Regions from separate parts of the Homo sapiens genome. Here region 2 is linked to region 1. A link is a loop called in an ENCODE intact Hi-C map of the cell type or tissue named here. Cell type or tissue: dorsolateral prefrontal cortex. All regions are shown on one strand. Each heading gives the region's core, and the rest is flanking DNA. Links, peaks and the distances in the headings are about the cores only.

Region 1 (5,370 bases), core at 277-5,276:
CTCCCGGCTGCGCGGGCGGCTCACCAGAGCCGGGGCCTCGAAATATGGCTGCGGCGGGAGGCGCCGTCGCGGCGCCCGGCCCGGGCGGCCCCGCTCCCCGCCCCGCCGCGCCCTGAGCGCCCCCTCCCCCGCTTCCCCCGGGTCCCCTTCTCCAGGCAGGAAGATGTCCAAGCCCCGCGCGGTGGAGGCGGCGGCGGCGGCGGCGGCGGTGGCAGCGACGGCCCCGGGCCCGGAGATGGTGGAGCGGAGGGGCCCGGGGAGGCCCCGCACCGACGGGGTAAGCAGGCACCCTCCCCGCACCCCTGCGGCGCGCCCGCCGGGCCGGGGCCGCGAGCACATGGGCGACCCCGGGTACCCGCCCGGGGCGCCCGGCCGGGCCGCTTCCTTTGCTGCCGCCTGGCTGGGAGTGGCGCCCACACGGCTCCGCCATGAGCCTGGCGGTGTTTGACCTCGGAAAAGTTTGACTGCGCCTTCGTGGCGTCTCCGCAGCCCAAGACCCTACTTCCCCGGAGGTGGCCGCGGTCCCAGGCTGTGCGGGGCCTGCGCGGGCCCCTCGGAGAGGTCACGGGTCTCACCGCCTCGGTGTTGAATGGTCCCCGAGGCGGCGAGGGCCCGGCGTTGCTTCTGGGGACGCCCTCCTCCGTCTGTACTTACTCAGAGGAGGGGCCCCACGCCCAGAGGCGCCCGCAGTGACCTGAACCGCCCCACCGCCCCGTCCACTCTCTTACTGACGCCCAGGTGCGGCTTGCGACAAAGTGGCCGCCCCGAATGCGCTGGCTGTGGCTCCTGCTCTTCCCAGATTCCCCAGTCACCCTGAGAGAAGTCCTCCCGTCGCAGCCCTGGAGGCTGCGGGGCTGCAGTGATTTGAGAGGGGTCAGGCTCCGGCGCTCATGGGGCTCTGGCTGTGCTGACAGGCCCTCCAGCCGCCCTCAGCACCAAGTGGTTAATCAGGTTCCCCGGGGCGTGTTTCTGTGCTGAGTCCCTGCGGCTCCTGCCAGGGCAGTGAACTCCTAAAGATAGCCTAGCTCTTCACATGCCCAGGTCCTTTTGACCTCCCTGTTGCGGGTAGGCTGTCTTCTTCCTATATAGACCTTGGGTTGCAGCCGACTCTCCTGCTGGCCAGCTGTCCCCTTAGTGATTTAGAGACCAGCGCGTTTAGGAAACGTTTCACTGGACCTGGGATTCTAAACCTGCCAGTGCTCTCCTGAGACAATGGGGGCTGGCATCCCCTGGTAGCCCAGTTTTTGAAAAACGGTGTTGTCTGATTTTCATCTTTTGTATTCCTCCTCCTCGTGAATGCTCTAGGATCTTCTTCTTCAAGCCTCTTTCAGAATATGCTTTTGTCTTTTTAGGAGAACGTATTTACCGGGCAGTCAAAGATCTATTCCTACATGAGCCCGAACAAATGCTCTGGAATGCGTTTCCCCCTTCAGGAAGAGAACTCAGTTACACATCACGAAGTCAAATGCCAGGGGAAACCATTAGCCGGAATCTACAGGAAACGAGAAGGTAAGCTTTTGAAATGGCCTCGTTCTGATCCCAGCTGGTCGGGTTGCAGAAGCCTCTGTCCTCTGCAAGAATGCACATATGTATTTATCCAACCTTTTCAGTCTCAGATTCGAGAGGTTTGAGCCATGTTCTGTCTTGCTGCTGAAAGAATGGCTTGTCCCAGGGTGTGTGCCCTGTTGGTTTGACAGGTTTTCCCTGCTTTCACAAGAGTTAGCATATCCTTCAAGCTTGATTGTCTTGCTTAGTTGCAAAAATAACATACCTGACCCACAATTAGAGAGGCTCACAAGTGCTGAAAGTGCAGAAGTCATGAATTCAGGTTGTACAGACCAGGCAATTGCAGACCTAACTAATGTGTTCATGTAGGGAACTGACTTCCTTCCCTTTTATGAGCTGGCCTTGACCCCATTTCTTTTTCTTTTTTTGAGACGGATTTCCGCTCTCGTCCCTCAGGCTGAAGTGCAATGGCACGATCTCAGCTCACTGCAACCTCCGCCTCCTGGGCTCAAGCGATTCTTCTGCTGCAGCCTCCTGAGTAGCTGGGATTACAAGCGGCCGCCACCACGCCCAGCTAATTTTTGTATTTTTGGTAGAGACGGGATTTCACCGTGTTGGCTAGACTGGTCTCAAACTCCTGACCTCAGGTGATCCACCTGCCTTGGCCTCCCAAAATGATGGGATTACAGGCATGAGCCACCGCGCCTAGCTGCCTTGACCCCATTTCTAAAGTTTCCTGCCAATCAAGCATTTGGTGTTAGTTTCTGAAGCAGCATCCTATGCAATGAGATTTGGAGTTAAAATGTTAAACCCGAAAATACAGGGTTAATGAAAACGGTCTGGTCTTGCAAAACAAACTGAAACCTCTTAGACATCTTGCTCTAATCCAAATATTCCCTTTCAAAGCTGCAGTGGGGAGTGTCAGCTTTCCCCAATTCACCATGCTCTCTTCTAATTAAAACTTGTCTGAAAGAAGCAGAGCCTCTGGCTGCCAGCAGCTCCATACAAGGAAGCCTTGTGTTCGCTAACAGAAAGTGTCATAAATGACGATTTGGCATGACCTCTGGGGCCGGATCTGAGAACCAGGGCTGGGCAAGCCCTGAACTGGGGACAGGAGCCCACCCTGTGCTTGATCTCCCCTGGTACACAGGGCAATATTGTTTTATTTGATCTTCAGATGACTTGGGTTCCAATCTTAAGTTTGCCACCTGAAAGAAGGAGGCTTAGATAGGTTGCTGCTCTCTTCTGAGCCTCTGTTCTCTCATCTGTAAATGGGGAGAGAGGAGTCTGACCTCACACACACAGGACTGTTTTGAAGGGTGGTTGCAGCGTGGATGCCAAAGGGCTTTGTGGTGGACTCCATGTGCCAGCTCTTCACCCCTGGACTGCCAGCTCATCCCTGGACCTGTGGCACTTAGAATTCCTGCCCATAGGGTTGGGGAGAGGCGCTGTCTATAAATGGTAGTTGCCCGGACTCTAGTCCTTTAAAATAGGGCAGTCTATACATTGTACCAAATGGTGGCCTGGTATACAAGCTAGTATATTTGGCTCATGGTTTTACTAAATGGCCATGATTAGAATTTTGGGTCAGAGTCCGGGCATGGTGGCTCGGGTTTGTAATTCCAGCACTTTGGTAGGCCAAGGCAGGAGGATTGCTTGAGCCCAGGAGTTTGAGACCAGCCTGGGCAACATAGTGAGGCCTCATCTCTACAACAATGAAAACAAAAAAAATTAGCCTGGCATGGTGGCATGCATCTGTAGTCCCAGCTGCTTGGGAGGCTAAGGCAGGAGGATCCCTAGCACCCAGGAGTTTAAAGCTGCAGTGAGCTATGATCATGCCACTGCACTCCAACCTGGGGAACAGAGAGAAACCCCATCTCTAATATAAAAATAAAAAGAATTTAGGTCAGCTGGACTTTGGAGACCCCAAGGTCCAGGCTGTGGTCCGTGATTCTGCTGTGATACAGACTGAGTGATAGATAATGTTCACGGGCACCACACACTCCTGGGCCTGATGTCCTGGCTTTAATTCTCTCTGATTTCACCCAGGAAGGTGTGTAGAGGAGGAAGAAAGATCTGGATGGTTTTAATGGTTTTTGTTTGTTTTTTTTGAGACACAGTCTCGCTCTGTCTTGCAGTCTGGAGTGCAGTGGTGCAATCTCGGCTCACTGCAACCTCCATCTCCCGGGTTCAAGCAATTATCCTGCCTCAACCTCCCAAGTAGCTGAGATTACAGGTGCCCGCCACCACGCTCGGCTAATTTTTTGTATTTTCAGTAGAGATGGGGTTTCACCATGTTGGCCAGGCTGGTCTTGAACTCCTGACCTCAGGTGGCCCACCCGCCTTGGCCTCCCAAAGTGCTGGGATTACAGGTGAAGTCACTGTGCCCGGCCTAATGTATTTATTTATTTTTCTGTTTTGTTTATCTAGATATAGTTAATATATCATAACGTTCATGTTAAAGCGTATGAGTCGGTGGTTTTTAGTATATTCACAGGGTTGCGCAACCATTACCACAGTCTAATTCCAGAACGTTTCCATCACCCCAGAAAGGTACCCATTAGGCGTCACCTTCGATTCCCCATCCCTCTAGTCCAAGGTAACCATTAAAGTACTTTCTGTCTCTGTGGATTTGCCTGTTTTGGACATTTCATATGGATGGAATCACAAAATACATAGCCTTTTGTGTCTGGCTTCTTTCACTGAGCATCATGTCTTCAAGGTTCATCCGCGGTGTAATAAGTATCAGTGCTTCATTCCTTTTTTTTATTTTTGAGAAGGAGTCTCTCTCTCTCACCCAGGCTGGAGTACAATGGTGCAATCTTGGCTCACTGCAACCTCTGCCTCCCAGGTTCAAGCTATTCTCCTGCCTCAGCCTCCCAAATAGCTGGGATTATAGGCGCACACCACCACGCCTGGCTAATGTTTTTATATTTTTAGTAGAGATGGGGTTTTACCATCTTGGCCAGGCTGGTCTCGAACTCTTGACCTCAGGGGAGCCACCCTGCCCAGCCCTTCATTCCTTTTTATGGCTGGATAATACTCCCTTTTGTGGATAGGCCACATTTTGTTTATTCATCTGTTGATGGACATTTGGGTTGTTTCCACTTTTTGGCTATTACAAATAAACTGTTACGTTCCTGCATAGATTTTTTTGGGGACATATGTTTTTAATTCTCTGGAATAGATGCCTAGGAGTGAAATTGCTGGGTCATATGGTAACTCTGTGTTTAACTTTTTGGGAAAATGTCAAACTGTTTCTAAAGTGGCTGCACCATTTTATATCTGTGAGCAGCGTACTATTTACTTAATTTTTTTTTCTTTTTTTTTTTTTTTTTGAGACAGAGTCTCACTCTTTCGCCCAGGTTGGAGTGCAATGGCATGATCTTAGCTCACTGCAACCTCCGCCTCCCAGGTTCAAGCAGTTCTCCTGCCTCAGCCTCCTGAGTAGCTGGGATTACAAGTGTCCGCCAGTACACTTGGCTAATTTTTGTATTTTTAGTAGAGATGGGGTTTACCATGTTGGCCAGGCTGGTCTTGAACTCCCGACCTCAGGTGATCCGCCAGCCTCGGCTTCCCAAAGTGCTGGGATTACAGGCAGGAGCCACTGTGTCCAGCCTATTTACTTAGTTATTTAAAAGTAAAACATTTTTTAAAAAGGTAAGCAGTTTTCCAACACTGTCACTCCACAAGTGTTTTAAGTGACAGATCATTGCAGTGTGTCTCCCGATACCCAGGCCAGTCTGCTGGGGCACCATGCTGAGAACTGCTGTGAACCTGGGGCTTCAACCCCACTAGAAGGGGACCTTCTTTTTCTTCGGAGTCTGAAATGAAGGGTGCCAGGCAGCTCTTGGGGAAGAGTTT
Region 2 (5,370 bases), core at 233-5,232, 87 kb after region 1:
ATTAGCCGGGCGTGGTGGCGCATGCCTGTAATCCCTGCTACTAGGGAGGCTGAGGCAGAAGAATCGCCTGAACCTGGGAGGTGGAGGTTGCGGTGAGCCGAGATCGCGCCATTGCACTCCAGCCTGGGCAACAAGAGCAAAACTCCATCTCAAGAAAAAAAAGAAAAAAAGAAATAGGGTCCTTACAAATGTAACTAGTTAAGATGAGGTTATGCTGGAGTAGGGTGGGTTCTAATCCAATATGACTGGTATCCTTATAAAAGGGGGACATCTGGACAGAGATGGCATGTGAGGAAGGTGGAAGTGGATACTGAGGTGAGGCTTCTGCAGGCCAAGGACTGCCAAAGACCCCCAGCAGCCACCAGAAATGGAGAGAGGTGTGGGGCAGATTCTCCCTTACAGTCCGAAGAAGGAGCTGACCCTGCTGACGCCTTTATCGTGGCCTTCTGGCCTCCGGAAGTGGGAGACAATACCTGACTGTTATTGAAGCCCCTGAGTCTGCAGTATTTTGTTACAGCAGTTCTAGAAACTGATGCAGTATATGACAGCCAACGAGGGATGACAGAGTGGCTCCCCAGGGCTAAAATGTAGGGCTGTGTGTGGGGAACGAAGAAGGCAAAATACGCTGTGGGAGGTGGTGGTGATGCCCTGGCAAGGGGGCCTTTCAGTGTCCTCCCCAACTGCGATGAGCTGCAGGCGCCATGACCCTAAGCGCCAGGCGAGAACCAGGAGAGACTGAAGCAGAGGGGCCAGGCAGGACGAGGGCTGAGGCAGAGGCTGCAGAATCATCAGATATTCTGGTCTAAGCCCACGGTAAGTAAATGCTCATCTGTTTCTCAGCTGGGCAGAGGAAATGAAGATGAAACTCCAACCATGCCACTAGAGCTTATTTTGAAAAGCTATAATTTTTTTAAAAAGTTGGTTGGATAAAGATAAAATAATTGTCTCAAATGAGGTTTGGCGATGTTCCAGGTGTTTGGATTACCTTTGATGTGCTTCACAGAGTAGCTAGGAGTTAGGAGTTGGTATCTTTTCTTTCTTTCTTTCTTTTTTTTTTTTTTTTTTTTTGAGACAGTCTCGCTTTGCCACCCAGGCTGCAGTGTAGTGGCACAATCTCTGCTCACTGCAACCTCCACCTCCTGGGTTCAAGTGATTCTCCTGCCTCAGCCTCCCCAGTAGCTGGGACTACAGGCGTGCACCACCCTGCTGGGCTAATTTTTGTATTTTTAGTAGAGACGGGGTTTCCCTGTGTTGGCCAGGTTGGTCTTGAACTCCTGGCATCAAGTGATCCACCCGCCTTGGCCTCCCAAAGTGCTGGAGTGAACCACCACGCCTGGCCAGGAGTTGGTGTCTTTGCAGAACCTCCTGGATGGTTTCTCACAATGACATGGAGAAGATGAGATGCCTTCTGCTAAGTGAATGGGCCCCAGAGGCCAGACTACCGGACACAGTTAGCTTTCCAGGGGCTCCAAGCAACACCATTTTGTACCCACCTTTGCCAGGACACCCAAAGAGGGTGCCCACAAAGATACAGTCATTGTGTGGGAAGTGGCCTCAAACACGGGGGACATTTTGCCTCAAGAGATGTTTGCCACTGGGAATGCTGGACTTCATTTAGGGCCTTTTCAGGGGGTGACCAATGCTCGGGGGCCTGGGACACCTGGAGTGTTCTGACTGAGTTACTCCATCTGTATGTCTTTTTTTTTTTTTTTTTTTTTTTTTTTCAGAGACAGGTCTCGCTTTGCTGCTCAGCTGGAGTGCAGTGGTGCAATCTGGGCCCACTGCAGCCGCGACCTCCTGGGCTCAAGTGATCTTCCTGCCTCAGCTTCCCTAGTAGCTGGGACTACAAGCATGTGCCACCATGCCCGGCCAATTAAAAAAAATTTTTTTCCTCGAGATAGGGTCTTGCTATGTTGCCCAGGCTCATCTCAAACTCCTGGCCTCAAGCGATCCCCCCACCTCGGCCTCCCAAAGTGTTGGGATTACAGGCATGAACCACCGCGCCTGGCCCTGTCTGTGTCTTGCTGTGCTCACTGAGCGGATGGCCCCTTCCCTTACTATTCCAGGGGCTGCCCTGCGGAAGCCATCTCCTCTAGAGGTACAGCTATTTCCATAAAAAGATTGACTTGTTTTGGCCCGAAGTTTGTCTTGAATATCCTGTAGCTGGTTTTAACTCCCCGCTCCCCGCCAAATATTTCTGGAAGACTCAAACCAAATGAAGTTCTACCAGTGGCATTTCAGGCAGTGTAATGGGCGGCTGTGAAGAAGCTATTCCTGGGCTGGAGCGAGGGGGGTGGTGGGTGGGAGGACAGGGATAGAATGCACTGTCATTGCTACCCCTGGACACCTGGGTGGCCACCCACTCCAAAGCCAACCTTTCCAGTCCTCGAGGCCAGTTCTCATCCCCTGCTTCCCCGGTCCCCCCTCTATACCCACCTGTCTTCTTATCTCCTGATCAGCCCCTAGCCCCCGCCCTGCAAAAGGCAACTGTGTGTGCGTCCATGGGACCATGACTGAGAGACAGGGACCACGCAAAAGGGGGCACTGGTGCCTGGTGTTCACTGGGGACGAGGCTGAAGTCACTCCAGCACTCCCTCGTGACCTTCCTGGGCAGTGCCAGCCTGGCCTCTCTGGACAGCAGCTGCTCAATCACAAACTATTCTTGGAACATCTTCCGGGCACACTGTTTTGACTGGCAGCAAAACAGTTCCCTTGTCCGGTTCAGTCTAGAAATGTGAAGTCTGACGCCTGTGACTCATGATGCACTGTGCAGACAAGGGGCCACCACCAGAGACTCGGGGAGGGGAGCGGGAAAATGGTGGCGGGGGTGGGAGCAGAAAAGGAATGGGTTCAAATCTGAAGACAGCCTTCCCAGCAGTTTGATCTAAATGTCAGTGGGCTTCTCTGGGCCTCAGTTCCCTCATCTGAGAAATGGGGATAATTATCCCAGCTCTGGGTCCCTGACAGGATGGAAGATACTTTAGTTCAAGTACTCTAAGCTGCCGAAGCCCCTGAACACTCCTTGGCGACTGTGAATTGCTGCAGGAGGAGGGGTGGGAAAAACCAGTTAACAGTGGGAAGCAGAGCTGAAGAGCCGCCCTGAGCAGACCGCATGGCTAATACTCCCTGGAGGAAGGACGGAAGAGACCCAGCAGACCAGGTAGGTGCAGGAGGAATGAAGGATGGAAGGACGCTCAGAACCGCCTCAGAAACTGTCATTCCCTGCGCCAGCCCAGGGAAGATCTGTCCCTGCCCAGGCCCCTCCCAGCCTCTGGGCTCACAGGCTGCTCTGGTACAGCTTCCAACCAGCAGTAGAGGTGGACAAAGGCGACCAGTGTCCTGCCTGCACTGGTCAAAAGCCCTTTGTGCCAGTTTGCTCTCCCAGTTATCCCCCAGCAAGTGGGGCTGCCACGGGACTGGTCACCCGCACCCTGTGGCTGGGAGGTTCTGGTCTCGCTCTCTCGTCTTTCTCTGAGTCTGTCCCTGCCCGGCTCAGAGCCCCACACTTTCCTGAGCAACCAGAAGCCAACCTAAGTGGGGAAGAGCTCTGAAAACAGGGCCCCAGCGTCCTTTCTGGAACAATCTGGAAAAGAAGGACAGACACCACAGCCTATTCAGGTGTGGGCAGAAGAACTAGTGGAAAGATTCGTTGGCTAATTCTGATAACTTTCCTCTGGATTTCACCCAATACGAAATTTGCAAAGCCAACTTAATTGTCTGTTTAGAGAAAGGGGCCCAGAGTAGAAAATTACAGTTAGAAAAACTCGGCTCTGGAAGGAATTTTTAGAATTACATATGACCGTGGGTGCTGGAGGCTCTGAATGCAGTACATTGGAAGTGAAAGTGAAGGTGCTAGAAAGGCTGATTCTTTTTTTTTTTTTTTTTTTTTAAATGGGGTATCGCTCTGTTGTCCAGGCTCGAATGCAGTGGTGTGATCTCGGCTCACTGCAACCTCCGCCTCTGGAGTTCAAGCAATTTTCCTGCCTCAGTCTCCTGAGTAGCTGGGATTACAGGTGCCCACCACCACACCTGGCTAATTTTTTTGTATTTTTAGTAGAGATGGGGGTTTCACCATGTAGGCCACACTGGTCTCGAACTCCTGACCTTGTGATCCACCTGCCTCAGCCTCCCAAAGTGCTGGGATTACAGGTTGAGCCACCGTGCCCGGCCTGAAAGGCTAATTCTTAACGACCTGGGAACAAATGGCTGAAGGATGCAGAACACAAGTCTCTTGATCTCCCCCTCCCTCAGCCCATGCAGAGACTATCTGGGCTCATGAAGCTTCTTGCAGTTTCTCCAGGCCTGAAACTCAAAGCTGTAGCTATCAAAGCATACAAGATAGATTCTGCTCATCCTCACATAGGAGTGGGGCTGGCGAGTGAGTTGGAGTTTAAGCAAAGCCAGTCCCATTTCCTACCAAGCACTGCATGAGAAACCCTTCCTGGGCACTAAGTACTGCAGAGAATCAAGACTGAAGGGCTTCCTCCTCCCAACGTGAGGCTACCGTGGGCACCCCGTATTTCTGTCTATCTAGCACTCTGATATTGCTTGGGGACCCATCCCTTCCCCTACTTTCAGGCCACTTGAACTGGATGGAGGTAAAAGTGCTCTGAGCGTCAAGGGTGAGGAGTCACAGACCCGGACGATCAATGTGCTGTCCTGTGATTGGGTTAGGGATAGTCATGTGACCCAGCTGGAGCCAATGGGACTCATTTCTGTGACTGATGGAAATCTTGGGAACAGAGACTCTGCACTGGAGTTTCAGACAGAAGAAAATGAAACCTGGCCGGGCGCGGTGGCTCACGCCTGTAATCCCAGCACTTTGGGAGGCCGAGGCGGGTGGATCACCTGAAGTCAGGAGTTAGAGACCAGCCTGGCCAACATGGTGAAACTCCGTCTCTACTAAAATTACAAAACTTAGCCGGGCGTAGAGGCAGATGCCTCTAATCCCAGCTACTCGGGAGGCTGAGACAGGAGAGAACTGCTTGAACCCGGGAGGTGGAGGCTGCAGTGAGCTGAGATTGTGCCACTGCACTCCAGCCTCGGCAATGGAGTGAGACTCCCTCTCAAAAAAAAAAAAAAAGAAAGAAAGAAAATGAAACCTGAGCCAAGGGCTGCCATGCTGCCATCCTCAGGCTGGACTGGACACCCAAGAATGGAGCCCACAGAGGAAAACCAAGCCAGGGGTGGAGGAAACAAGGCCTGGATCCAGCTGAGCCCCACGCTGTGGCAAGTTGGAACTTTTAGTTCCTTAGCCAAATTTGTTTTCTTTTTTTTTTTTTTGAGGCGGAGTTTCACTCTTGTTGCCCAAACTGGAGTGCAATGGCACGATCTTGGCTCACTGCAACCTCTGTCTCCCAGGTTCAAGCG

Evidence for each region. Hi-C counts contacts between places; a loop is a spot of excess contacts. Peaks named below come from ENCODE experiments on the same cell type or tissue, not always from the same donor. Only the 100,000 strongest peaks of a DNase experiment are listed, where the experiment ranks them.
Region 2: it touches region 1 in a loop (3.0-fold over the local background); 10 of 110 quality-filtered maps call a loop at or near these places.

Annotation. Positions count from the first base shown.
Region 1 is chr12:123,389,278-123,394,647 of GRCh38, forward strand. It overlaps KMT5A (lysine methyltransferase 5A), which reads left to right. Exons shown (of 8, transcript NM_020382.7): 2 at 156-277; 3 at 1,353-1,509. Among named protein-coding and RNA genes, the nearest start is that of KMT5A, 7.8 kb to the left of the region's middle. RefSeq lists a silencer at 277-386. In dorsolateral prefrontal cortex, for the core only: no CTCF peak of the experiment used is centred there; a DNase peak (open chromatin) is centred at 2,529; H3K4me3 peaks cover 3,369 bases; H3K27ac peaks cover 4,642 bases.
Region 2 is chr12:123,476,291-123,481,660 of GRCh38, forward strand. All of the region lies in intron 6 of RILPL1 (Rab interacting lysosomal protein like 1), which reads right to left. Among named protein-coding and RNA genes, the nearest start is that of SNRNP35, 21 kb to the left of the region's middle. In dorsolateral prefrontal cortex, for the core only: no CTCF peak of the experiment used is centred there; DNase peaks (open chromatin) are centred at 2,072, 2,601, 3,341 and 4,713; H3K4me3 peaks cover 2,769 bases; H3K27ac peaks cover 5,000 bases.